Linked DNA regions of Homo sapiens: all the other regions are linked to region 1. Evidence: chromatin contacts called from ENCODE Hi-C or POLR2A ChIA-PET data. All regions are on one chromosome and are shown on one strand. The core of a region is the stretch at or near the end of the contact, and the rest is flanking DNA. Distances in the headings are between cores, read along the strand shown. Region 1 holds the start of CATSPERD (catsper channel auxiliary subunit delta). Region 2 holds the start of FEM1A (fem-1 homolog A). Region 3 holds the start of KDM4B (lysine demethylase 4B). Region 4 holds the start of UHRF1 (ubiquitin like with PHD and ring finger domains 1). Region 5 holds the start of PLIN3 (perilipin 3). Region 6 holds the start of SLC25A23 (solute carrier family 25 member 23). Region 7 holds the start of DPP9 (dipeptidyl peptidase 9).

Region 1 (3,358 bases), core at 651-3,150:
CTTTTGGGGCCTTCCTACTGTAAAAGCTCAAGTTCCTTACACTCACTGCTTTCTCTCTATTACATCATCCTGCTCCCTCCCCACCCCCAAGGCTCTTAGTCTGAAATGATCTAATTTCTACCACCGGAATGACTTGTTCTCTACAGTATTCTCAGAACTTGCTACGTGGTAGGAGGTCAAGAACACACTGAATAACCCACCTCTTCCCACCCTCCTAAGCCTCCTGTCCCATCCATGCTCTACTATTTCTCGTAATTATTGCCTTCTAATACAATATCGTTACTAAACATCTTTATTGCCTGTCTCATCCTGCCAAAATGTAAGCTCCAAGGCAGATTTATTTTTTAAGAGACAGGGTCTCGCCATGTTGACCAGGCTGGACTCCAGGTTTCCAACAATCCTTCCACCTCAGCCGCCAGAGTAGCTGGGAGTACAGCGCGCGCCACCATGCCCAGCTTCAAAGGCAGAAATTTTTGTCTGTTTTGTTCACTGCCATATCCCCAGAACCTAGAACACTCTCTGGCAAATAATAAGCAATCAAGAAGTATTTGTCTAAGAAAGGAATGAATTCTGATCCCAGTGAGGCTCGTAACCAGACGGCAGAGCGCCTGGGGCGAGGAGGTATTACAAAACTCGTGCCAAGTAAGGAGAAAACTAACAGCGCCGTAACACTACTCAGGTCCCTCCCGGCCCCGGATTTCTATGACCGGCGTTCTAAAGTGGATAATCCTAGGCTCATCGGGTTCAACTCCTCTCATCTAACGGATCCTAAGAAATCCGAAAGGGAGAGGACTTTGGCTCAAGGTTCCCAAGCTAGTGGTGAGCAGACAAGGATTCGAACTGCACCCTTCGAGAAACTTCATGTCTGAAAAAGTTGCGAAACACAAGGGCGCTCAAGTGATCCCACGGTTCAGCCCGCTGCTTGCACAGGTGGGAAACCTGAGGCCGAGGCGGGGACTCCCATTACCTCGATAATCTTGATAAAGCGCGGGAACACCGGGTTGCGGGTGATGGCGATGAGCGGCAGGTGCGGAAACACATCGGGGATCGTCATGGGCGTGAGCGCCGTTATGACCGGGCCTTCCCCGGCGCCCGCGCTGCCCCCCGCGCCGCCGGCTCCTTCCTCCGCGCCGCCCTCGGAGGCGTCCTCGCCCCCCGAGAATGCGCCTCCGCCGCGGCTGCTCGCTTCCCAAAACCCCCGCCATTGGCCCCCAATTGCCGGGCCTCGGCCCCACAGTGCCCAAGGAGGAGAGGCGTCGCAGGTCCGCTGGCCTCGGAGCAACCACGCTCCTGCTGCAGTGGGAACCCGCCCCCCGGCGGCGGCCAGCATCGGCCGCCGCAGCACCCAGCACCGCGCCGCTCCCCACAGTCGCACGTAGCCAGTGCTCGCCGCCATAGCCCGGCCATACTGGCGGCTCACACAACTCGCGTCATTTCCGCTCGCCGCGAAACGCACGTGACGCCCGGCGCGTGCCTCGGTACCCGATGGGCGCGTGGCTCGAAACAGCCGCTTCAGGGAGCTGGGCCTACGCGGAGAAGAGGGGGCGGAGTTCGAGCATCGGATCGTCTCCGCCTCTTCCGGTCTCCCACTTTATGCGCTGAAGGCCTTTTCCGGTCACGTGGAAGGCTGTGAGCAGGCGCCAGCGCCCGTACAAAACACTGGTAGTGTTGCAAACGCAACGTTTAGGAACTCATGAGCAGCCTGTGCACATGCTTAGGCGCGCGGACAACATGCGCATGCTCAGACTCTAGACTGGCCACGGGTGGCCGGGTGCGCATACTCAGGCTCTGAGCGCACTTTGGGGTGCGCGGATTCGGGCTTCCCGGGATTCGTCTGCGCATGCTCAAGATTCAGGCGGAGCGCCGGGCTGCAGTGCGCGGAGGCCCGCTCCCGGGACTCATTGATGCGCATGCGCAGGGCTTCAGCCTGCACGTACTCGGATTGTGCAGCGACTCCCCGTGGCGGTTGAGGGGCAGTGGTGGCGGCGGAAGCCCAAGTCGATGCTGATGTTGATGCTGGTGGCGGCTGTGACCATGTGGCTCCGACCGCTGGTCACAGCTCAGCTCTGTCGGTGGGGCTGCCAGGACTCCTGGGGCTGGGGTGCTGCCGGGGGTCGGGAGGGTGCTGGTTCATCTTGGAGCCGAGGCCTGCTCCCCAACCTCACTGAGGCTCCCCTTTTACTCTTTTTAGGAATCGAACTTGACGCCTCGCTCACCCTACTCCACCCCATCCTCCCAGCCCGATATTAAGCTCTCCTACCTCTTTTTTTTTTTTTTTTTGAGACGGAGTCTCGCTCTGTCGCCCAGGCTGCAGTGCAGTGGCGCGATCTCGGCTCACTGCAAGCTCCGCCTCCCGGATTCACGCCATTCTCCTGCCTCAGCCTCCTGAGTAGCTGGGACTACAGGCGCCTGCCACCACGCCCGGCTAATTTTTTTTTGTATTTTTAGTAAAGACGGGGGTTTCACCGTATTAGCCAGGATGGTCCCGATCTCCTGACCTCGTGACCCGCCTGCCTCGGCCTCCCAAAGTGCTGGGATTACAGGCGTGAGCCACCACGCCGGGCCTAGCCCTCCCACTTCTTTTTCTTTTTGGAGCCGGAGTTTTTGCTCTGTTTCCCAGGGTGGAGTGCAGTGGCGCGATCTCTGCTCACTGCAACCCCCGCCTCCCAAAGTGCTGGGATTGCAGGCGTGAGCCACCGCGCCCAGCCTTACCCAGCACATTTTGAAATTTCAGTAAATGTTAGGTTAGTGCATACTCCAACCTGCCATGGGGACCAGTTGCTGAAACTCCGTTCCTGCCCTCAGGGAACTCCCATCTGGACTAAACTGTCACATTCAGTAGGGACCTGTGAGCTGTATTCTTAGGGTGTATGGCCTCATTTGATGTTTACAGGAAGATTCATAATGATTCCTTAACCTTATTTTATTTTATTTATTATTATTTTTTGTACAGATGGGGTCTCACTGGCTGGGTGCAGTGGCTCACGCCTGTAATCCCAACACTTTGAGAGGTAGAGGTGGGCAGATCACTCACTTGAGGTCAAGAGTTCCAGACCAGCCTGGCCAACATGATGAAACCTCGTCTCTACTAAAAATACAAAAATTAGCCAGGCTTGGTGGCAGGTGCCTGTAATCCCAGCTACTTGGGAGGCTGAGGCAGAAAAATCGCTTGAATTCAGGAGGTGGAGGTTGCAGTGAGCTGAGATCGCACTCCAGCCTGGGTGACAAAGGGAGACTCTGTCTCAAAGGAAAAAAAAAAAAAAAGAGATGGGGTCTCACTGTTTTGCCCAGGCTGGTCTTGAACTCCTAGGCTCCAGTGATCCTCCTGCCTCAGCCTCCCAAAGTGTTGGGATTACAG
Region 2 (3,594 bases), core at 874-3,373, 930 kb before region 1:
CGCAGAGAACAGATCAGCAGTTACCAGTGGCTGCGGGTGGACAAAGGCGTTGATCAACAGGGCATGAGATAACATTCTTTTTTTTTGAGACGGAGTCTCGCTCTGTCGCCCAGGCTGGAGTGCAGTGGCGCGATCTCGGCTCACTGCAAGCTCTGCCTCCCGTGTTCACGCCATTCTCCTGCCTCAGCCTCCCGAGTAGCTGGGACTACAGGCGCCTGCCACCACGCCCGGCTAATTTTTTGTATTTTTAGTAGAGACGGGGTTTCACCGTGTTAGCCAGGATGGTCTCGATCTCCTGACCTCGTGATCCACCCATCTCGACCTCCCAAAGTGCTGGGATTACAGGCGTGAGACACCGCGCCCGGCCGGCATGAGATAACAATTCTGAATGAAGACGCTGTTGAACATCTTGGTTGTGATACTGGCTACATAGCTGCATGTTTGTCACACCTGTTCTCTTTATTTATTTTTATTTATTTATCTTAGAGACAGGGTCTCCCTCTGTCACCCAGGCTGAAGTACAATGGTGCAATCACGGCTCACTGCAGCCTTGACCTCCTAGGTTCAAGCGATCCTCCCACTTCAGCCTCCCGAGTAGCTGAGACAACAGGTGCACGCTACCACGCCCGGCTAATTTTTCTATTTTTGTAGAGATGTGCTATGTTTCCCAGGCTGGTCTCGAATTCCTGGGTTCAAGCAATCCTCCCACCTCAGCCTCCCAAAGTGCTGAGATTACAGGTGTGAGTCACCTTGCCCGGCCAAACCTGTCCTCTTTATTAAAAATGCATTTTATTGTATATATATTACACCTCGAATAAACTTTAAAAATAAAGAATTCGGGTCACCAAAGATTTCTTTTTCATAATATAATTCATTGTTGTCAAAAAATGCCAGGGAATGGATCACCTTACAACTGCTAGAATAGCTATCATCAAAAAGACGAAAGGTAACAAACGTTGGCAAGGATTTGAAGAGAACACTTATACACTACTGATGGTAATTTTAATTAGTATAGCCATTATAGAAAATGGTATGGAAGTTCCAAAGAAAAATTTAAAAATAAAACTACCAGGTGATCCAGGAATCCCACTTCTGGGTCTTTATCCAAAGGAATTGAAGTCAGCACGTCAGGCCGGGCATAGTGGCTCACGCCTGTAATTCTAGCACTTTGGGAGGCTGAGGCGGGCGGATCTCCCAAGGTCAGGAGTTCGAGACCATCCTGGCCAACATGGCGAAACCCGTCTCTACCAAAAATACAAAAATTAGCCGGGCGTGGTGGTGGATGTCTGTAGTCCCAGCTACTCGGGAGGCTGAGGCACGAGAATCACTTGAACCCGGGAGGCAGAGGTTGCAGTGAGCCGAGATTGCGGCATTGCCCTCCAGCCTAGGCAACAAGAGCGAGACGCTGTCTCAAAAACAAAAACCAAAACCAAAAAACCCCACAAAGTTATTGAAAGAAATAAATAAAAATAAATACGTAAATAAAAGAAGGAAATTCTGACACATACTAGAATATACATAAATGTATGTAAATGAATAAATGAATATATGAATGTGAGAATAAGAAGTGAGCGCGTCATTTTTTACCGTTCTCCCAGCTCAAAACGTTTTCGCCCCGTCCAGCTTTTCGGCCTCCTCCGGGCGCCCCCTGCCGGTGGGCCGCTTGCCCGTGCTCCAAGCCCAAAACAGACGCGTCCCCTCTAGTCGCTTTTAGCCTTCGGTCTCGGTCCTGATTGGCTCAGAGTCGCTCGTGATCCCTTTTGGGAAATGTAGTCCTTAAGGGTATCGCGCCTGCTTTTTCTATACGCTCTGACGCAGAGATAGCCACGGGAAGTACGTCACCAAATTTCGCCGGTTCCCACAAGCTAGGTCGTGTGACGCTGCATGACGGGAATTGTAGTCCTCAAATTGCTAGCTTCCGATGCCATGCGCTGCGACTGGAACGCCAATTCCCACCATGCCGCGCGCTCACAGCTCTCAGGGGCTGTCCTGTGGCCTTTGGGGAAGTGTAGTCTTGAGCCCCCAAGATTCCTTTTCTGTTCTATGGAGTGGGCCCGCGCAAAGGACTCCATTTCCCGGCGTGCTGCCATCCGTCGGGTCGCGGCAGCCATTTTGTTCCGCCCGAGGAGACCCTAAGATGGCGGCGAGGGGGACGGTGAAGGTTGCCTCCCGCCCGTCCGGGCTCTGATCCTCCGTCTCCCCGTCCCCCGGCGGCCGGCCCATGGCCTGGCGGAGGCCCGAACCATGGACCTCCGCACCGCCGTGTACAACGCCGCCCGTGATGGCAAGCTGCAGCTGCTCCAGAAGCTGCTCAGCGGCCGGAGCCGGGAGGAACTGGACGAGCTGACGGGCGAGGTGGCCGGCGGGGGAACGCCGCTACTCATCGCCGCCCGCTACGGCCACCTGGACGTGGTGGAGTACCTGGTGGACCGGTGCGGCGCGAGCGTGGAGGCCGGTGGCTCGGTGCACTTCGATGGCGAGACCATCGAGGGCGCGCCGCCGCTGTGGGCCGCCTCCGCAGCCGGCCACCTGGACGTGGTGCGGAGCCTGCTGCGCCGCGGGGCCTCGGTGAACCGCACCACGCGCACCAACTCCACGCCTCTCCGCGCCGCCTGCTTCGACGGCCACCTGGAGGTGGTGCGCTACCTGGTCGGCGAGCACCAGGCCGACCTGGAGGTGGCCAACCGGCACGGCCACACGTGCCTCATGATCTCGTGCTACAAGGGCCACCGTGAGATCGCCCGCTACCTGCTGGAGCAGGGCGCCCAGGTGAACCGGCGCAGCGCCAAGGGCAACACGGCCCTGCATGACTGCGCCGAGTCCGGCAGCCTGGAGATCCTGCAGCTGCTGCTGGGGTGCAAGGCCCGCATGGAACGTGACGGCTACGGCATGACCCCGCTGCTCGCGGCCAGCGTGACGGGCCACACCAACATCGTGGAGTACCTCATCCAGGAGCAGCCCGGCCAGGAGCAGGTCGCAGGGGGAGAGGCTCAGCCTGGGCTGCCCCAAGAAGACCCCTCCACCAGCCAGGGGTGTGCGCAGCCTCAGGGGGCTCCGTGCTGCAGCTCCTCCCCAGAGGAACCACTGAACGGGGAATCTTACGAAAGCTGCTGTCCCACCAGCCGGGAAGCTGCCGTGGAAGCCTTGGAATTGCTGGGAGCTACGTATGTGGATAAGAAACGAGATCTGCTTGGGGCCCTTAAACACTGGAGGCGGGCCATGGAGCTGCGTCACCAGGGGGGCGAGTACCTGCCCAAACCGGAGCCCCCACAGCTGGTCCTGGCCTATGACTATTCCAGGGAGGTCAACACCACCGAGGAGCTGGAGGCGCTGATCACCGACCCGGATGAGATGCGCATGCAGGCCCTGTTGATCCGGGAGCGCATCCTCGGTCCCTCGCACCCGGACACTTCCTATTACATCCGTTACAGGGGTGCCGTGTACGCCGACTCGGGCAATTTCGAGCGCTGCATCCGCTTGTGGAAGTACGCCCTGGACATGCAACAGAGCAACCTGGAGCCTCTGAGCCCCATGACCGCCAGCAGCTTCCTCTCCTTCGCGGAACTCTTCTCCTACGTGCTTCAGGACCGGGCC
Region 3 (3,364 bases), core at 762-3,261, 750 kb before region 1:
ATATTGCCCAGCCTGTTCTCAAACTCGTGGGCTCAAGTGATCTGCCCATCTCAGCCTCCCAAAGTGCTGCGATTCCAGGCATGACCTGAAATTAAATCTCAACTCCATGTGGAATATATGAATATGGTCCCATAAGAATTTAAAACACCCAGAGCTTCTTAAATTCTCCTTTGACTTCTCTTTTTACCAGTGTGCAGCTTTCCTTCTCTCCCCAAGGATTAAGTTCGTTTCTTCAGTTTAGGAGTACCTTTTTCTGTGCATTGACAAGCTTGTGTGCTCTTAACCTCATGATACCGGTTTCTGTGTGTGTTTCCATATTTATTTTATTGAGTACAGGATTCTGGACCACTGTCCCTAGCTCAGCGGTTGGGAGATATTTCATGTTTGCAAACAGATCGGCCTTCTCTTTTTTCTTTTCTTTCCTTTTTTGAGACAGAGTCTCACCCTGTTGCCCAGGCTGAAGTGCAGTGATCTCGACTCACTGCAACCTCCGCCTCAGCCTCTGGAGTAGCTGGGATTACAGGCATGCGCCACCATGCCTGGCTAATTTTGTATTTGTTAATAGAGACAGGTTTTTGCCATGTTGGCCAGGCTGGTCTCGAACTCTGGACCTCAGGTGTTCCACCCGACTCGACCTCCCAAAGTGCTGGGATTACAGGTGTGAGTCGCCCGAGCCACAGCACCGGGCCTGGCCTCCTTTTCAATTGCTACATAGTAAGTATTCCAGAGTACTGATTGCTATTAAGTTACTTCTCTAATCCCCCACTGATGGATAGTTAGTGCAAAACATTGGAAACAGTTGCAGACAGCCCTGCCGCCGGCATTCTTGAATTGTGTAAGCTCCAGACCTTTTTTCTGGGTACATCACCTCCAGGAAGAACTGCTGGCTGGGTTATCGGGTGGTGGATGCACTTAGAATGTTATTAGAAAATGTCAAATTGCCCAATTTACACTCCTGCCACTCCAAATGGGGGCATGCCTCACACCCCTGCGTGGTCCAGTACACAATGAATGCTCATTTTGTGAAGTCACAGGGTCAAATCTTTCTCCGTGCCTCATCCCACTTAATCCTTGCAACATTCTCAAGAGGCGGGTAGACGGGGTGTGGCCACTACCATCATATCCATTGCACAGTTGGAAACAGACTCAGCGAGGTTACTTTGCTGGAGGTCAACCACAGTGAGGCATGGGGCCCGGCTTAGCTTTGAATCCAGGTCAGAAAGCACCAAAGCTCATTCTCTCCCATACATTTTAGGGAACTCGGGGAGAGGGACCCTAACTATTCCGAAGGCCTTGCCCCTTGGCAAAGGTTTGTTGATTGTGATGGGAATAGACCTACGGTGGCGGGGTGGAGGCTCTTGCTGCTTTACCCTATGTTCTCGGTTCTCCTCCTTTGCAAAACGGATCGCTATGTCTCCTTGCTTGGCACTTTGCAAATTGGGGAACGCTAAGCCCACATTCCGGCCACGGGTTTCGAACCTCCAGCCTGCACGTTCCCGGCCGGTGCTGATGCTGTGCTGGGTCTCACGTACTCAGCCGCCGCCTGATAACCAGGGCGGGGCCCGGAGCTTGCGGGCAGTGATTGGCACCTGCCCCAGCCTGTCCGCGCCTCGGGCTGGCCCCTCAAGCCAATACTGGCTCCTCTCTGTGCGGTCGTCGGGCGGGCCCTGAGGCTCCCTTGTCAATCCAAGGCCCAGCTGCCGTCGGGTTGGTCGCGGCAGCCTTGGCTGGCGTGCGCCCCCTCCAATGAGAACAGAGCCGGTCAGCGGGCACGTGGGTGGGCGCCGGCGTGTCCCCGCCGGTCTGCCAATGAAGAGGCGAGGCCGGCGTTTGTCCCCGCCCAATCGCGGCGCGCGGTGGGCGGGCCGTGCGGTGTTGATGGGCCCGGCGGAGGGGAGGGGCGGAGCTGTCAGCTCCGGCCAATGGGCGCTCGGGCGTGGATCCGGCAGCCAATGGCAGTCGGGGCGGAGCTGGCGCGCGGCCTTATAAGCCCCCCCGCGAGCGCTTGCGGAGGGCTCGGTCGCCAGCAACCGAGCGGGGCCCGGCCCGAGCGGGGCCTGGGGGTGCGACGCCGAGGGCGGGGGAGAGCGCGCCGCTGCTCCCGGACCGGGCCGCGCACGCCGCCTCAGGTGAGCCCACGGGGAGGCCGCCCGGCCGTGTCCGAGCGCGGACCCCGCCGCCATGGCCGCCCCCGCGTCGCGGCTCGGGGCTGCGGGCGCGCCCGGGACTCGAGGCCCAGGCCTCGGGCGCGGCCTGCTCGGGCCGGGCCTCGCGCTTTGTCCGGGCCGGCGGGGCGGTTGGGGCGTTAACCGCCCGGCCCGGGGGCGCCCGCTGGTTTTCGGGCGGGGGCGGCGGGGCCGGACAATGGCGGGGCGCGCCCAGGGGCGGGAGCGGGGGCCCCTTCCCGGGCCGGGGGCGCGCGGGGGCTGGGCACAGACGGCCCCGGCGCCCCGCACAAAAGATGACAGCGTGGGTGGCCCCGGCCGGGCCCTTTTATCACCCGGGACAAGCCTCGGCCTATTATTATTATTATTTTTGAAAGAAAGCAAGAAAAAGGAAAAAGACCCCAGCCCCTGGGTAACCCCCGCCTGCGTTTCTGGCCCTTTGGGCGCCAGGGGGGCTAAGGGGAAGCCCCCCAGCTGGACACCCAGGGATGCCCCCTAAATGCCTATCATTGCTCCTGCACTGCCCCCACCTCCGGTCAACCTGCTATGCCTTGGTAGCTTCCAAACTTGCCCCCCTGTACGTACCCGAAACCCCCACCCCGCCATAAGCATATGCAATCTGGATTTTAGAAAAAAATCATCTTGCTATGCAACGGCAGCCTCCACGAGTCTCTCCGTCCCTCCCCCTTCCAGCCTGATCGCCATCTCGAACGAAGCCCCTGCTCTAGAGAAATGAATTGAGGAGTTGCTTCCGCCGAGACCCCTTTTCTGTGTCCCCCGTGGACATCCCCCTGGGAGCTGGGGACGGACTCGCTCTGAAATCTGCTTGACCTGGGGTCTGCCAGGGCCCAGGTCTGCGCTCAGTGGTGGCCATGACAATCAGGCAGGACGGGGGACTCTGTCCACCTGGGCACGGTGGAAGGTTTTAAGGGGCATGTTTTCCGCCCCTGGGGGCAGTGGAGGCATGGACTGCTTTTGGGTGCATCCCATCTGTTTGCTTGGGGGAGGATGCTTCTGTTTTAATAATTTACCAGCACCCTGTGAGGAAGTGTTCCCCGAGTTGTGAAACTAGTGAGAAGGTGGTTCAGCTCCGTGGAGCCTAGTGATCCTGTCATATGTGAAGAGCGTCTTTTTCCATGTGTTTCTGGCTGGGGCGTGTATTCAGCAAGTTCCTTTGGGTCCCACCGGGTGCCTGCACT
Region 4 (3,404 bases), core at 623-3,122, 810 kb before region 1:
GGGCGGGTTCTAGGAGTCTTTCTTGCTTTTTCTAGCCACCAGAGGCTGCCCATCTTCCTTGCCTCTTGGCCTGATCTTTTTTTTTTTTTTTTTTTTTTTTTGAGACTGAGTTTTGCTTTTGTTGCCCAGGCTGGAGTGCAATGGCGCGATCTTGGCTCACCACAACCTCTGCCTCCTGGGTTCAAGCGATTCTCCTGCCTCAGCCTCCCGAGTAGCTGGGATTACAGACATGTGCCACCACGCCAGGCTAATTTTGTGTTTTTAGTAGAAACGGGGTTTCTCCATGTTAGTCAGGCTGGTCTCGAACTCCTGACCTCAGGTGATCTGCCTGCCTCGGCCTCCCAAAGTGCTGGGATTACAGGTGTGAGCCAACGCGCCCGGCCCTTGGCCTGATCATTGTAAAGCCTGCTTCCACTTTCCCATCTCCTTTGACTTTGACCTTTTGTATCCCTTTTTCACTTATTAGGACCTTTTAAGGACATTGTGCCCACCTGGATCACCCAGGAGACGCTCCCCAACTCAAAATCATTAACTGAATCACACCTGCAAAGTTGCAAAGTCCTTTTAGCTGTGTAAGGCACTGTATTCACAGATCCTGGGGGCGAGGACGTGGGGGTCTAGAGACGCATATCTTCGGGGGCCATGATCTGTCTCCTATATTAGGGACATAGCAGAAGTCCCACTGACCAGATAGAGGAGACTTAATAGAGTGACGAAGAAACTGTAAAAAGCTAAGTGGGAACTCAACATTTTTCTGCTCACAGCTCTCAAGGGAAAGACCAAAGTCCTCCCCGGTGGCCTTCAAGGTATTATATATCACCCCTCTGACCTCAACTCCCCCTCCCCTTTGCTCAGTGGGCCCCAACCACACCAGCCCCTTCCTGCTCCCTGGACACCTCTAAGCCTTTTCCGGCCTCTGGGTTTGACTTTCCCTCCTAGACCCATCTGTCCTTGGAGTCTCATCTCCGATTCCAGCTCAAATGTCATCTTCTCTGAGAGGCCCACCGCAGTGGCCCCAGTGAGAGAGTATCCTCTCTCCCCGCCTCCCACCACATGGCTGCTGGTCACTCTCCTATAAGGAATCATCTGAAATTATCTGCTTTAGTTATTCATTTCTTGCCTGTCTCCCCCAGATAGGAATTTTCCCTCCCTGAGACCACCAACTGGGTCTGCCATGTACACCGCTGGGTTCTGCAGCTCTGAGCAACCTGTCCGGCTGCTTTGTAGGTGCCCAGCACAGGTCACTCCTGTGCCCGCCAGGACTGGTCAGAGTGGAACAGACAGGGCGGAGGGGGCAGGGCAGCCCTGCCCGCCTGGACAGCCTGGAGAAGGCGGGAAAACGAGGCGGGAAAAGACAGCAAACAAGCCCTGCGGGTGGGTAGAGTGGGGAGCCCTGGCAGGCCCTGACGCCAGGCAGTGGGGCTTGGGGCGATCGGGCGAGCCATCAGGGTGCAGGTGGTCTCCTAGGGGCCCCCCACATTCCCTCGCAGTATTTACACATTGATTCCGGCCTTCTTAGACCTACTGGTCAATGCGTGCGAGTGGGGGGCTGCGAACGGACTTGGACTTAAGAGTTCAGGGGGTCTGTACCCTGGGGGTCCCCAAGGCTCCTGGGGTGTCCACGTGCGGGGGGTGACCAGGCCCTGCCACGCAGCCCCTTTGCACGCTGGGCGCGCCCAGCAGAGCGCGCAGGGCTGGGCGGAGCCGTGGCCCACTAGGCGGAGGCGCCGTGGACAGAGGCGGGGGCGCCCCCCACCCTCTTTCTCGCTTCCCGCCACTGCGTCGGCCAATCAGGAGGCAGGCGCCCGCCCCCGGCACGGCCTCCTGCGGCCCCGCAACTCCCAAATGCCGAGTTTTCGCGGGAAAAAAATCAGAGCAGCTGGCAGCGCGGCGGGCAGCGTTTGCCGAGCGGGCGCTCCGGGTCGCACGCAAGTCCGCGCGGGGTCCGGGCCACGCACGCGGTTTCATCGCCATCCCCAGCCGGGCCACGCGCGCAGGCAGACAAGCTGTTCGCGGCGACCGGAGAGGTGAGCGGGCGGGCCGGGTCGGGGTGCCAGCCCGGGCCGGGCGCACGGGGCTCGGGAACTTTGCAAAACTTTCCCGCGCGGCCAGCCCGGGCGCACGCATGTCCCGCACTCTGTCCCGGGATCCAGGGCCTCCCCTTCCACCTAACCCTCGGGAATCGTTCCCCGGCACACATCCGGCTGGAGCCGGGACCAGCGCTGCGTCCCCGGAGCCCGGCGGGGGGTCGAGCGCGCCGGGTGGGGGAGGGCCTGGCGAGCCGCCGGGGAGGATGTCAGGCTCCGCGCCTGCGCGCGGGGCGCCCCGCGATTCAATTGTCGCGCCCGAGCCCGATTTCGCGCGCCCTGAGTTCCCCGGGAGCATCTGGGCCAATGGGGAGCGAGCGGGGCGGGGCGGCCGGGTGCTGCGGAGCCAATAAGAGGCGGCTCAAGTGAAGGGGGGCGGGACTTGACGAGCGGGGGCCCCCTCTGTAGTCCCGGCGGCGGGGGTGGGCGTGGGCTCGCTGGCGCGACCCGCGCGGGCCAGTGGGAGTGCGGGAGGGACGCCGAGGGTCCAGGGTTTGGAGGGGCGCGAGCTGCCGGGGGTTGGAGGTCGAGGTGAGTCGCGGGGCGCGCGCGCTCGCGGGTGGCCGGGACGGGGCGGCCGGTTACCATGGCCACCGCGGGGCGGGCCCGGTCGCGCACGCGCGCGGGGGGGGCCGGCAAGGAGGGGGGGCGTGGGCACCGAGGGGTCCCGGGGTCCGCGGATCTCGGGTGGGGTTTTTCCCTCTCAGTGGCACTTGGTTGAGTTCCCCCGGGACTTCTGAAGTTCCGGCCCGCGCTGGACTTCTGGGATTCCCTCTTCCGTAAATAGGAATCCGAGGAATGAATGAATCAATGAATGAATGAATAAACGAACCAACTCGGCCACTTGGCCCGGGCCTCCTTTCTCCTCTGGTCGTGGGGAAGGAGGGATGGGTTGGACCTTCTGCTTTTCTTTCAATTCCCTCTTTTCATTCTCCTTCCTCCTCAATCTTCAACACTTGGCTAGTCGTTAATGCCTTAAGTGCTTAATTTGTTGTGTCTGGTCCTGGCCAGGGTCTGGCTGTACAGGAGGACTGGAAGGGCATCCTGGGAGTTTCCTGGTGTCCACAGGCCGGACAAAAGCAACCCCGACTCCTTAGAGCATGGCATGGCTCAGAGGTGCTGGTAAAACTGATGGGGGTTTTTGCTGTCCCTCCCCTCAGCGCCGACACCATGTGGATCCAGGTTCGGACCATGGACGGGAGGCAGACCCACACGGTGGACTCGCTGTCCAGGCTGACCAAGGTGGAGGAGCTGAGGCGGAAGATCCAGGAGCTGTTCCACGTGGAGCCAGGCCTGCAGAGGCTGTTCTACAGGGGC
Region 5 (3,216 bases), core at 526-3,025, 850 kb before region 1:
TGTTTGTATTTTTAGTAGAGATGGGATTTCACCATGTTAGCCAGGATCGTCTCGATCTCCTGACCTCATGATCCGCCCGCCTCGGCCTCCGAAAATGCTGGGATTACAGGCGTGAGCCACCATGCCCGGCCTTTTTTTTTTTTTGAGACAGAGTCTTGCTCTGTCGCCCAGGCTGGAATGCAGTGGCGTGATCTCAGTTCAGTGTAACCTCCATCTCCCAGGTTCAAGCGATTCTCCTGCCTCAGCCTCCAGAGTATCTGGGAATACAGGTGCCCGCCACCACGTCCGGCTAATTTTTATATTTTTAGTAGAGGTGGGGTTTCACCATGTTGGCCAGGCTGTTCTCCAACTCCTGACCTCAAATGATCCGCCCACCTCAGCCTCCCAAAGTGCTGGGATTATAGGCGTGAGTCATCCTGCCCAGCCCAGAATGGGTTCTAATCCCAGCTTGGCAACTCACTAGGAATAGGAGTTTGGGAAGGCAGCATCCCCTAGGAGTCTTGCTTGCCACATCTGTGAAATGTGTATAAGTGTTTCACAAGAGCCTGGAGTCCCTGTGGACTGGAGGAGACGCTGCTCCGGGGAAGCTCAGATCCGTGCCCGGCACATAGTAAGTGCTCCATAAACTATCTCACCGCACTCTGGCTTCCACGGACAAAGGGGTAAAGCCAGCCAGGAACCAGCTTCCTGCTAGGTACAAAAGTCCCCCAACTGGGAAGTCAGGTGAGAAGACATACCTACCTCCCAGTGATCATTGCCTAAATCTGTGCTTCTCCTCACCTCCTTTGGAGCCTGAGCTCACCTGGGCAGGGGGCCAGGTAGGCAGGCATCAAACTCCTGGCCTCGACCGATTCTCAAGTCCCACTTAGGACTCAGGCAGCTTCCTCCCGTCCCCTCTGTCCACCATGACTTCCTGGAACTGGTTTAAGCAAGGGTGGCCATGGCAGATGTCAACACCCTATGAAACCCCTGGGGGTCAGTGACCTGCCTTGCCGCTGGCTCCAGAAGGGGAGCTCCAGGCCAGACCCAGCCATCCAGCAACTTCAGAGCATGCTAAGACTGGACTTCCAAAATTCCAAGGGCCCCAGGTCCCACTGCCAGGCCTAGCCGGGACAAGAACCCCAAAGCAGTTAACGGATAGGCCTTCCTACTTTTAAGCCACCTCGTCGCCACGCCCACCCGAGGGAAGTGGGCAGGCTTTGCCCAAGACCTCCCCAGAATCAGTTGGGGGCGCCAGGAGCTGGGGCAACCCCCACCCCCACCCGTGGCAAAACCATCTGTAGGGGAGGGGGCTTTGCGGTGGCGGGGGGTGTCTCTGAAAACCCCAGAAGGGAGGGCGGAGATTCTGCCCGCAGGAGGAAACTTGCCTGCAAATGGCGTTTCCAAAAGCAAACTGTTCAAAATTTAGAGAAAACCTGGTGGGCGGGGGGCGGTATTTAGCCCACCCCCTTCAATATCACCCCTTCTACGGGGCTCTTTCGCCCCTCAAAAGTCCCAGGAAGTGAGAAGAGGGTTTCAAAGTCTGAGCTTCGTTGCAGAAGTTGGATTTTTCTGGGGGGAGGGGTGACCAGCCTGGGCTGAAGACCCCTCCCCAGGCCGCAGAGTCCAGCAAATCCCACCCCGAGAAAGGCCCTCCCCGACCCCTCCGGCCCCTGGGGTGCCCCAGGACTCCATGGACACCGCCCCCCAGCTCAACTGAGACGCCCCCGCCACTCACCGCGGTCAACCGGACGTCCCAGGAACAGCTGCCGCGACTTCAAAACCAGCTTGGAAACCGTCCGGGCCGAGGCGGGGGTGGCTTTTACTGCGTGGTAGGTTGGGGGCGCACTGGAGTGACGGGCGAGGGGACCAATCAGGTTGAGGGATTGCCCGCGCCAGGCCCGCCCCTCTCCTCCCTGCCCCGCCTCCACTAGGCCCCGCCCCTCGCCAAGTCATGAAGTCCGGGAAGGACTCCACGCCCTGCCCCTGAAGGGGAGGGAGCACTCTTGGACCACGCCTGTCCCAGCCACGGGACCCCCGCTCCGCAGCTGGGGACCCTGTGAAGTTGGCCCTGGGAGGTGAGTGCGATCGGGGGCGCCGCACAGGTGCTGGGATTCCCCAGGTCGCCCATTTCCCCTATGGCCAAACTGAGGCTGCGAGAACCCTGGGAGAGTTGCAGGGTGACCCTCGCCAGCGCGTCAGGGGCCACGCCCTCCACCATGGGCTCCGACTCAGCTATATGTACACACACACACACACACACACACACACACTTTTTTTTTTTTTTTGAGACACAGTCTCGCTCTGTCGCTAAGGCTGGAGTGCAGTGACGCGACCTTGGCTCACTGCAGCCTCCACCTCCTGGATTCAAGCGATTCTCCTGCCTCAGCCTCCTGAGTAGCTGGGATTACAGACACGTGCCACCACGCCCGGCTAATTTTTTGTATTTTTAGCAGAGACGGGGTTTCACCATGTTGGTCTTGAACTCCTGACCTCAAGTGATCTGCCCGCTTGGGCCTCCCAAATTGCTGGGATCACAGGTATGAGCCACCGCACCCGGCCCAACCCAGCTATATGAGTGACTTGAACCACCACGGGAACTTGTCCAGCCTCCGGCCTGATCTGCCCAACATCAGACCACTTCATCCTCCCAGCACTGTATTGTCTTTTTAATCATCCCTATTTTGCAGAGAAGGAAACTGAGGCCTGGAGAGGGTCAGCCAGGGGCAATGGAGGGGTCAGGCTCCAGGCTCTGTGACTGCTGGATCAACCTTTTCCTGAAGCTGCCCCCACTTGGATTTTACCCCGCCCCTCTCCACCTCCCAAATTATTTATCCTCTTGGTCTATAAACCAAGGTCTCAATCTCAGATGGTCCAGGGAGGAGGTGAATATTTCTGCTGAGGAGGTGGCAGTGATGCCCTGCTTAGAGGGGCAGGGGAGAGCAGTGCCCTATGGGAGACCCACCTGGAGAGTCACAGATCCACAGGAAGTTCAAGCTGTAGACATGTCCTGCCTGTTAGGGAACAATTGGACCAAATGAAACCCAACTGGGGCTTTGTCCAGCCCAGGGGCCACCAGTTTGCCACCTCTGCCAAATTATTTGAATAGAATGAAGCTTCTGGTAGCTTTAGAAAGAACATGGGAAAAATTGGGTGTCTGTGACTGCATTTTTTTGGGGGGGTGAGTGGGGACAGGGTCTATGCTAGCACTGTCCAATAGAACTTTCTGCAATTCTA
Region 6 (3,248 bases), core at 439-2,938, 740 kb after region 1:
TCCTCCTAGCGCTGCCAGTTCTAACCCCACTGATGTCTCTAGGGCCCCCACAGCCCTATCCCTTGGGGCCTGCAGGCAGGTCGCCCGACCTTACCATCCTGGTTCCGGTCAAGACTGTGAAACATGAGCAGCAGACGCTGTTCCCGCTCCTGCAGATAGCGGGAAAATTCCTCCAGGTCGAGCCCGCCATCTGGGTCAGCATCACCCTCAGAGGAGATACCCTGACAGAGGGAAAGGGGATAGAGGTGGCTCCAGGAACCTGCTCCTGATCTGGAGGGGACGCATGTCACCTTATGCCTTAGGAACCCAGAGCCCCCAGCGCCTTGAGGAAGGGGATAGAAGACGTCACCCCACTTCTCCCTCAGTCAGCTAACTTCTCAGCCAGATCCCTACAGCCACCACAGGTCTGTGCGGTGGGTGTGAGTGGTCTAGTTTTCCTGGTGAGCAAACTGAGGCTCTGCAAGGTCAAGTCACCAGTTCAAGGTCACAGAACCAGGAAATGGTAACCTCAGTTCTCATCTGTAAAGCCTGTCCTTCCAGCTGTCTCTTGTTTTTAGTTTTTGTTATTTTTTTAGGTATCTCATTCCTGTTGAACCCAGCTGCCTCTTAAAAAACCCTGTCCACATGGGGGACCCAGGGGTTCCCTTTGGAGGAAGCCCTGGGCGATGTGGGGCAGGAGAGAACCAAGCGGAGTGGCTGAGGCCTTGGTTTTTCCCATTTGGGAAGTGGGAGGTTGGACTGCTCTCAGGGTTGCTGTGGTTCTCTTAGAGCGATCTGGGGCTACAGGTGTGGGAAGGACCTGCAAAGTGGAGGTGGGGGCAGCGGGAGGAAAGTCTTGTTATAGGTGCATTCCCAGCTGCGGGTGACCGCAGACAGGATTGGGTCCCTGGCTGGGGCAGCCCGGGACAGTGAGCCAGGCCCGTGAACGGCCCATGAAAGGGCAGGCCAGGGAATGTAAACACAGGGATCGGGGCAGCTGCAGGCCAGGGCAGTAGGTGCCCAGAGGATGGAGGGTGTGTCTCCTGGAGGTGAGAGCAGGGCACGTCATGGGCTGTGCAGTCTGGAGGAGGGTGTGTCCCGGGCAGTGGGCAGGAAAGCGCCCCCATCTCTTCCCAGGCAGACGCCCCCTGCCCCGCAGCAGGGGGATCGGGTGTTGGCCGCGGAACTGCAGGCTTGGGGCCTCGGCGTCCCTGTCTTGAGCGATCCCGTTAGGCCAAACACGAGTGGGTAGGGGGAACGAGACAGAGACACAGGTTCTGGAGTCCAGCCACAGGTAGTCCCTGGTGGCTCCGGCCGCCCAGTTCAGGGGCTTGGGTAACCGGGAGCGGGCGGGGCCGGGAGGGGAGGAGGTCCCTGGGGGTGGGGGTACCTGTTGGGCGCCGGGGTCTGGGTTGCCCCCGCCCAGCCTGGCCAGCCCCTGGCGCAACTCGTGCACGTCCACGCGGCCATCCTTGTTACTGTCCAGCTCCTCGAACAGGCGACCCCAGCGCTGCCGCCGCTCCGCGTCGCCCGGGCTCCCCCGCATGGCGCCCGCCCGGGGGGGAGGGGAGGCCCGGCAGCGGCGGCCTCAGTGGGGGCTTCGCGGCTCCCCCTCCCCCCCCGGGACCCCGCAGGGTCAGCTCCCGCGGCCGCCGGCTCCGCAGCCTCCGCGCAGTCCGCTCGGCTCTGGCACTTGCGGGAGGTGGTGACGGCTAGCCGTCGCCGCCCGCGCCAGAACTTGCGTCTCCTCCCCCGACCTGCATTGGGGGGAGGGGACCGAGGGCGGAGCTGGGGGCGTGGGGAGGGAATGTCTGGGATGGTCTGGTATTGCACAGCCGAGGAACACCAGAGTTCCTTCTGGGAAGACGGGCTAGGGAGCTCAGTGGTCTCAGGTCTGGTTTCAGAGTTCCGCCTCTGCGTGCCTCAGTTTACCCTTTCCCCCTTTGCCCAAGGGGGCAAGGTAGAGCGCTGTCGGGGATTGGGTTTCATAATCCCCTTCCACTTGACCTCCCCGCCACACCCACTAATCTTCAGGAACTCAAGTTCTCGCTTTTCCCAGACGCACGCAAGAACCGTGCACCATCTCGCTCGCTCTCTGCCCGCCCGCGCCTTACACCTTCCCCGCTCGGCCGCAGAAACAGAAGATCCAGGAGCGATGCTCTCCCACTGTCCCTTCTTCCCGCCCGCGCGCTTCCTTTCTCGGTTCCCACTCTGACTGGGAAACAGAAAATCAACGCGCGGCGCGGCTGCAAAGTCGGTTTCCTATTGGTCAGCGCCTCCTGGGCTGAGCCCGCCCGCCCCGCCTCTTCTCCCACCTAGGCGGGGCCTCCCCGCAGACCCCCGACTGCCTCCAGCCCGCAGTCCCACCGCCTGCCAGGAGATCTTAAAGGGGCCGCGGCCGCAATCAGACGCTGAGCGGCGTGGGGAGGGGGTGGCTCAGTGACCCGGGCGCGGGGTTGAGGATCCCAGTGGTCGAGCGCTGGAGGCAGGGCCCCAGCCTGTCGCACTCGCTGCACCTGCGGAATGTCCCTACTGCTAGTTTCGGGCGCAGTTTCTCGATCCACCATTAGGGGGAAGGGAGCCCAGACCACTTGACAGCGAATACTCGATAACAAATCTCACTTTGATTCAGTGCTTTGCACATGCCAGGGCTTTTACTCACCTCTCGAGTCGTCTTTGCCAAAACCCTATAAGGTAGGTGGTACTGGCGTTCGCACTTTGCAGATAAGGAAGCGGAGGTTAAGTCATTCTCCCCAGTCCTGATGACCACTAAGGGGCAAAACAGGGTTTAAAGAGATCTGGGATCCTTAACCATCACTCTATACCCTAGAAAGAATTAATTATCTTTTTTTTTTTTTTTTTTTTGAAACGGAGTTTCGCTGTTGTTGCTCAGGCTGGAGTGCAATGGCGCGATCTCGGCTCACTGCAACCTCCGCCTCCCGGATTCAAACGATTCTTTTGCCTCAGCCTCCCGAGTAGCTGGGATTACAGGCGCCCGCCACCAAACCCAGCTAATTTTTGTATTTTTAGTGGAGACGGGGTTTCACCATGTTGGCCAGGCTGGTCTCGAACTCCTGACCTCGTGATCCGCCCGCCTCAGCCTCCCAAAGTGCTGGGATTATAGGCGTGAGCCATCGCACGCAGCAGTGAGTTTTTTTTTTTTTTTTTTTTTTTTTTTTTTTTTTTTTTTTTTTTTTTTGAGATGGAGTTTCGCTCTTATTGCCCAGGCTGGAGTGCAATGGCACGATCTCAGCTCACCACAACCTCCG
Region 7 (3,647 bases), core at 357-2,856, 1.0 Mb before region 1:
AATCCTGCTGAAATCAGCACTCTCCCCTTCCTCTCCTCAAAGCCTTCAAAAAGCTCCTTCCAGGGGCAGCTAGAGGGGGACAGGGGTGGAAAGAAAAGCCTCCAGCAGGCGCACAAAAAACTGCAGCCACTGCCCTGCGGAGGACAACCATCCAGGGCCATAGAAAACCATTTCCTGCCCATGTCTATATTCTAGAGCAGGCAAAGGAATCCCACCAGCCCACACCCCAGCCTTCCTGGCTGCCAAACCCCAGCACAACTGACCTTCTAAAGGGTCCAGAGAGCCTCCATTCCAGCTGCAGGCGTGGGACACAGACCTTTATAGGATAAACATGTCATGAATGTGGCAGGTTAATGGAAGCACCGGCCAGCCGTTCAGCCTCCCCCACTCAGGAGCTGCAGACTGTCAGGCCCGATTCTACCTGGCTAGATTCTAGCTCTGCCTTGAAGCCCTGCAGCACTGTCTGCATGCCCTGGACAGAATCTGGGAGAGAAGCCATCCCACGGGCCCCGATTCCCCTGGGACCCAGCAGAGGAATGCAGGGATTGGTGCCTACGGTCCACACCCCCTGGGCTTTAGTCCCAGCTCCTCGAAAGCAGGTTGGTTCTTGCCTGGGAGGCAAGTGACTTCCTCCTGGGGCCCCTGGGGAAGACCAGGGGGTGGGGGCCAAGGGAATAGACCACTTTTGATGGCTCAGAGGCAGCGTGAACAGGGAAGTGTCAGGGCTGGCCTAAGGCTGTGTGGGAAGAAGGTAGGCGGTTGGACAGGCCTGAGAAGGGAGGCTGAGAGAAGGGGGCTGAACCCTGTGGGCTGGACCCTTGGAAGACAGCTATGCTAACCACTACACCACCAACGCCTCGGCAGGAAAAAGAGTCTCTGGATACCCTTAATAGAGGGATCAAGTAGGGTTGAGGATCAGGACTGGATTGGGGAGACCAAGCCTCGGGGCGAAGGTTGGAGGAAGTGGTAAAGGAGTGAGGACAGGATGCAGGTCGAGGGAGGTGGCCTCTGTGCATATACAGCATTTGCATGGGGAGAGGGAGGAGATCGGGACCTCCAGAGCCTGCACGAAAGGGGAGAGGGTGTCAAGGTCTGCAGCTACGAGGACGTTCTTGGGTGCGGCCACCTCCGGAAGGGGTCAGAGCCTGGTGGCCTGGGCAGCAACGGGATGGGTGGGGAAGCCCATCAGGGAAGGGGAGAAACTGGGAGGTGGCCTGGCCAGCGCAGGAATCGGGGAGGGAAAGAAGGTGGAGGAGGGCCTGGGGCGGAGAGGAAACGAGGCAGGGGGCCGGAGGGACCCACAGACGGGTGCATGGAGGCTCCGGGGTGCGGGGAGGCCAGGCGATGGCGAGGGCAGGGTCAGGGCCGAGGCGGGGCCGGTCAATGGCGGGTTCAGGGTCGCGGCCGGGGCGGGACGAGGCGCGCGGGCGCTGCTCACCGGGACGTGGGGCGGCGGCCGGACTGGGCAGGTCGTCCCGGGTCCAGCGGCGCCTCACGGTCGCGGCTCCATGCCCGGGACTGCGACCCCGGAAGTGGCGGGAGCGGGGGACGACAGCCGCGGCGGACACAGGGGACCCGCCGGCTCAGGCACCTTTGACCCGGAAGTTGAGCGACCCAGGCGGCGGCCTGGGATTGGACACCACCAGGCACGTACCAAGGCGTCCGCGGCGCTTGGGGGGGAGCCCGCGGCGCGGCGGCCTAAGGTGCGTAACGCCCCATGAACGACATCTTCCGGTGGGTTAGGGAGAGACACCCCCCTGTGACTTGGTATCACTCAGTCAAACCCATGATCCCCCACTATTAAGGATATCCGGAGAGGATGCTACCTATCAGGGCGTTGGTGGTATAGTGGTTAGCATAGCTGCCTTCCAAGCAGTTGACCCGGGTTCGATTCCCGGCCAACGCATGCGGTACCACTTTTGCGAGTTTGAAATTTTCATTTTAGTTTTGAGACGGAGTCTCGCTCGGTCCCCCAGGCTGGAGTGCAGTGGCGTGATCTCCGCTCACTGCAACCACCACCTCCCAGGTTCAAACGATTCTCCTGCCTCAGCCTCCCAAGTAGCTGTGATTACAAGCGCACGCCACCACGCCCATCTAATTTTTGTATTTTTAGTAGAGATGGGGTGGGGTGGGGCGGGGTGGGGCGGGGTGGGGGGGGGGGGGCGGTTCACCATTTTGGCCAGGCTGGTCTCGAACTCTGACTTCAGGTGATCCGCCCTCTTCGGCCTTTCAAAGTGCTGGGATTACAGGCGTGAGCCATCAATCACGGAAAATTTTTTTAAATCCCATAAAAATGTCTAAAAGGCAGGAGGAAGGCGGAAGAGAAAGAATGGGACTAGAATCGTTCTTTCGGTGAATTTCAAATAGTATTACTCTCCGGTTAGGAAAAACAGCTGACCTGTTTCCGCCCGGGATCGAACCGGGGACCTTTCGCGTGTGAGGCGAATGTGATAACCGCTACACTACGGAAACCGGTAGGCGTCAGGGTTCTTTAAATTCTCCTATAGAGATAATGTTGCAGTGATAGTTGCGTTGTCCCACCAAAGAAACACTGGCTACAGTCAGCTAAAGCAATATCCGCTCTTCCTGAATATCTGTTATTGTATTTGATACAGTAGAGACCGAAAGAAGGAAAATAAGGAAGACAAAAAGAAATCCAATAAACACCCTTTCCAACACACCCACCCACCCACACACATGTTTATCACTTTATCATAAATCCACCTTCCATTAAAACAATGCACGTCAAACGGCCCACAAACCCATCCGGGGTCAAATGAAGCTTTTCATCTCATAGATATCAATCTATACTTGATATCACATTAGTTTCTGCAGATATTCACCATTTTGCTTTAGATCAAACTACTTTTTTGTGTGTTTTGTTTTTTGTATTTTTTAGAGAGAGTCTCGTTCTGTCGCCTAGGCTCGAGTGCAGTGGTACGATCATCCCTCCCTGCAGCCTCCACCTCCTGGGCTCAAGCGATCCTCCCACCTCAGCCTCCTGGGTAGCTTGGACCACAGGTGTGGACCACCACGCCTGGCTGAATTTTAAAAAATGCGTTTGTAGAGACGGTGCCTTATAGCTGGGACTACAGGCGTGTGCAACCACTCCCAGCTAACTTTTGTATTTTTTGTAGAGACTAGAGGGCCTGCACTATGTTGCCCAGGCTGCTTTCCAGCTCCTGACCTCAACGTGATTCGCCCGCCTGCAGCCTCCCAAAGTACTGGGATTACAGGCATGAGCCACCGCGCCCGACCCCAACTACACTGTAAAAGAGCTTTCTGAAAAGAAAAACTGTGTGTGTATGTGTTTACCTTCCGATGGAGTTTTGCTCCTGTTGCCCAGGCTAGAATGTAGTAGCGCAATCTCAGCTCACTACAACCTCCGCCTCCCGGATTCAAGCGATTCTCCTGCCTCAGCCTCCCAAGTAGCGGGGATTACAGGCACCCGCCACCACGCCTGACTATATTTTGTATTTTTACTAAAGATGGAGTTTCGCCATATTGGTCATGGCTGGTCTCGAACTCCTGACCTCAAGAGATCCGCCCGCCTGAGTCTCCCAGAGTGCTGGGATTACAGGCATGTGCCACCACGCCAGGCCTCTTTATTTTCTTAAAGAGACAGTAGAAGAGGTGGGAAGATGATG

Evidence for each region. Hi-C counts contacts between places; a loop is a spot of excess contacts on that map. ChIA-PET counts read pairs that join two places held with the same protein, here RNA polymerase II (POLR2A). Pooled maps may share reads with other maps.
Region 2: a map of naive thymus-derived CD4-positive, alpha-beta T cell shows a loop between it and region 1 (28-fold over the local background). The contact joins the promoter of FEM1A here to the promoter of CATSPERD in region 1. A Hi-C loop is called at or near these places in 2 of 168 maps with a recorded cell type or tissue (both naive thymus-derived CD4-positive, alpha-beta T cell), 5 of 37 single-sample maps with no recorded cell type and 16 of 50 pooled maps. POLR2A ChIA-PET finds 5 or more read pairs at or near these places in 2 of 52 experiments (CD4-positive, alpha-beta T cell and naive thymus-derived CD4-positive, alpha-beta T cell).
Region 3: a loop to region 1 is called in a map with no recorded cell type, with 39 times the contacts of the local background. The contact joins the promoter of KDM4B here to the promoter of CATSPERD in region 1. A Hi-C loop is called at or near these places in 5 of 37 single-sample maps with no recorded cell type and 12 of 50 pooled maps. POLR2A ChIA-PET finds 5 or more read pairs at or near these places in 4 of 52 experiments (B cell, activated CD4-positive, alpha-beta memory T cell, activated T-cell and 1 more).
Region 4: a loop to region 1 is called in a pooled map, with 19 times the contacts of the local background. The contact joins the promoter of UHRF1 here to the promoter of CATSPERD in region 1. A Hi-C loop is called at or near these places in 8 of 50 pooled maps. POLR2A ChIA-PET finds 5 or more read pairs at or near these places in 5 of 52 experiments (MCF 10A, activated CD4-positive, alpha-beta T cell, activated CD8-positive, alpha-beta memory T cell and 2 more).
Region 5: a loop to region 1 is called in a pooled map, with 15 times the contacts of the local background. The contact joins the promoter of PLIN3 here to the promoter of CATSPERD in region 1. A Hi-C loop is called at or near these places in 6 of 50 pooled maps. POLR2A ChIA-PET finds 5 or more read pairs at or near these places in 2 of 52 experiments (MCF 10A and PC-9).
Region 6: a loop to region 1 is called in a pooled map, with 10 times the contacts of the local background. The contact joins the promoter of SLC25A23 here to the promoter of CATSPERD in region 1. A Hi-C loop is called at or near these places in 7 of 50 pooled maps. POLR2A ChIA-PET finds 5 or more read pairs at or near these places in 4 of 52 experiments (CD4-positive, alpha-beta T cell, CD4-positive, alpha-beta memory T cell, RWPE1 and 1 more).
Region 7: a loop to region 1 is called in a map with no recorded cell type, with 28 times the contacts of the local background. The contact joins the promoter of DPP9 here to the promoter of CATSPERD in region 1. A Hi-C loop is called at or near these places in 4 of 37 single-sample maps with no recorded cell type and 12 of 50 pooled maps. POLR2A ChIA-PET finds 5 or more read pairs at or near these places in 1 of 52 experiments (A673).

What each region holds. Positions count from the first base shown.
Region 1 is chr19:5,718,737-5,722,094 of GRCh38, forward strand. It overlaps CATSPERD (catsper channel auxiliary subunit delta), which reads left to right and starts at 1,901. Exons shown (of 22, transcript NM_152784.4): 1 at 1,901-2,072. The coding sequence starts at 2,002. LONP1 (lon peptidase 1, mitochondrial) reads right to left here and starts at 1,410. Exons shown (of 18, transcript NM_004793.4): 1 at 968-1,410. The coding sequence starts at 1,396. RefSeq lists enhancers at 1-57, 1,091-1,607, 1,560-1,659 and silencers at 1,020-1,099, 1,230-1,279.
Region 2 is chr19:4,789,611-4,793,204 of GRCh38, forward strand. FEM1A (fem-1 homolog A) reads left to right here and starts at 2,124. Exons shown (of 1, transcript NM_018708.3): 1 at 2,124-3,594. The coding sequence starts at 2,245. It overlaps LOC124904620 (a long non-coding RNA gene), which reads right to left and starts at 1,682. Exons shown (of 2, transcript XR_007067103.1): 1 at 1,588-1,682. RefSeq lists enhancers at 1,777-2,434, 1,945-2,214, 2,435-3,091, 2,745-2,804, 3,092-3,594.
Region 3 is chr19:4,967,102-4,970,465 of GRCh38, forward strand. It overlaps KDM4B (lysine demethylase 4B), which reads left to right and starts at 2,012. Exons shown (of 23, transcript NM_015015.3): 1 at 2,012-2,129. RefSeq lists silencers at 1,476-1,575, 1,886-2,185.
Region 4 is chr19:4,907,629-4,911,032 of GRCh38, forward strand. It overlaps UHRF1 (ubiquitin like with PHD and ring finger domains 1), which reads left to right and starts at 1,873. Exons shown (of 17, transcript NM_001048201.3): 1 at 1,873-2,027; 2 at 3,248-3,404. The coding sequence starts at 3,258. It also overlaps a transcript of ARRDC5 not described here. RefSeq lists an enhancer at 906-1,812 and silencers at 1,632-1,711, 2,212-2,731.
Region 5 is chr19:4,865,892-4,869,107 of GRCh38, forward strand. It overlaps PLIN3 (perilipin 3), which reads right to left and starts at 1,776. Exons shown (of 8, transcript NM_005817.5): 1 at 1,718-1,776. RefSeq lists enhancers at 744-1,093, 1,036-1,536 and a silencer at 1,754-1,933.
Region 6 is chr19:6,458,104-6,461,351 of GRCh38, forward strand. It overlaps SLC25A23 (solute carrier family 25 member 23), which reads right to left and starts at 1,689. Exons shown (of 10, transcript NM_024103.3): 1 at 1,370-1,689; 2 at 95-221. The coding sequence starts at 1,525. RefSeq lists silencers at 1,441-1,500, 1,551-1,690, 2,201-2,380.
Region 7 is chr19:4,722,236-4,725,882 of GRCh38, forward strand. It overlaps DPP9 (dipeptidyl peptidase 9), which reads right to left and starts at 1,607. Exons shown (of 22, transcript NM_139159.5): 1 at 1,439-1,607; 2 at 264-316. TRG-TCC1-1 (tRNA-Gly (anticodon TCC) 1-1) reads left to right here and starts at 1,835; the gene lies at 1,835-1,906. TRV-CAC3-1 (tRNA-Val (anticodon CAC) 3-1) reads right to left here and starts at 2,472; the gene lies at 2,400-2,472. It overlaps LOC105372250 (a long non-coding RNA gene), which reads left to right and starts at 645. Exons shown (of 3, transcript XR_936274.2): 1 at 645-751; 2 at 2,385-2,474; 3 at 2,900-3,352. RefSeq lists silencers at 1,408-1,557, 1,788-1,877, 2,328-2,527.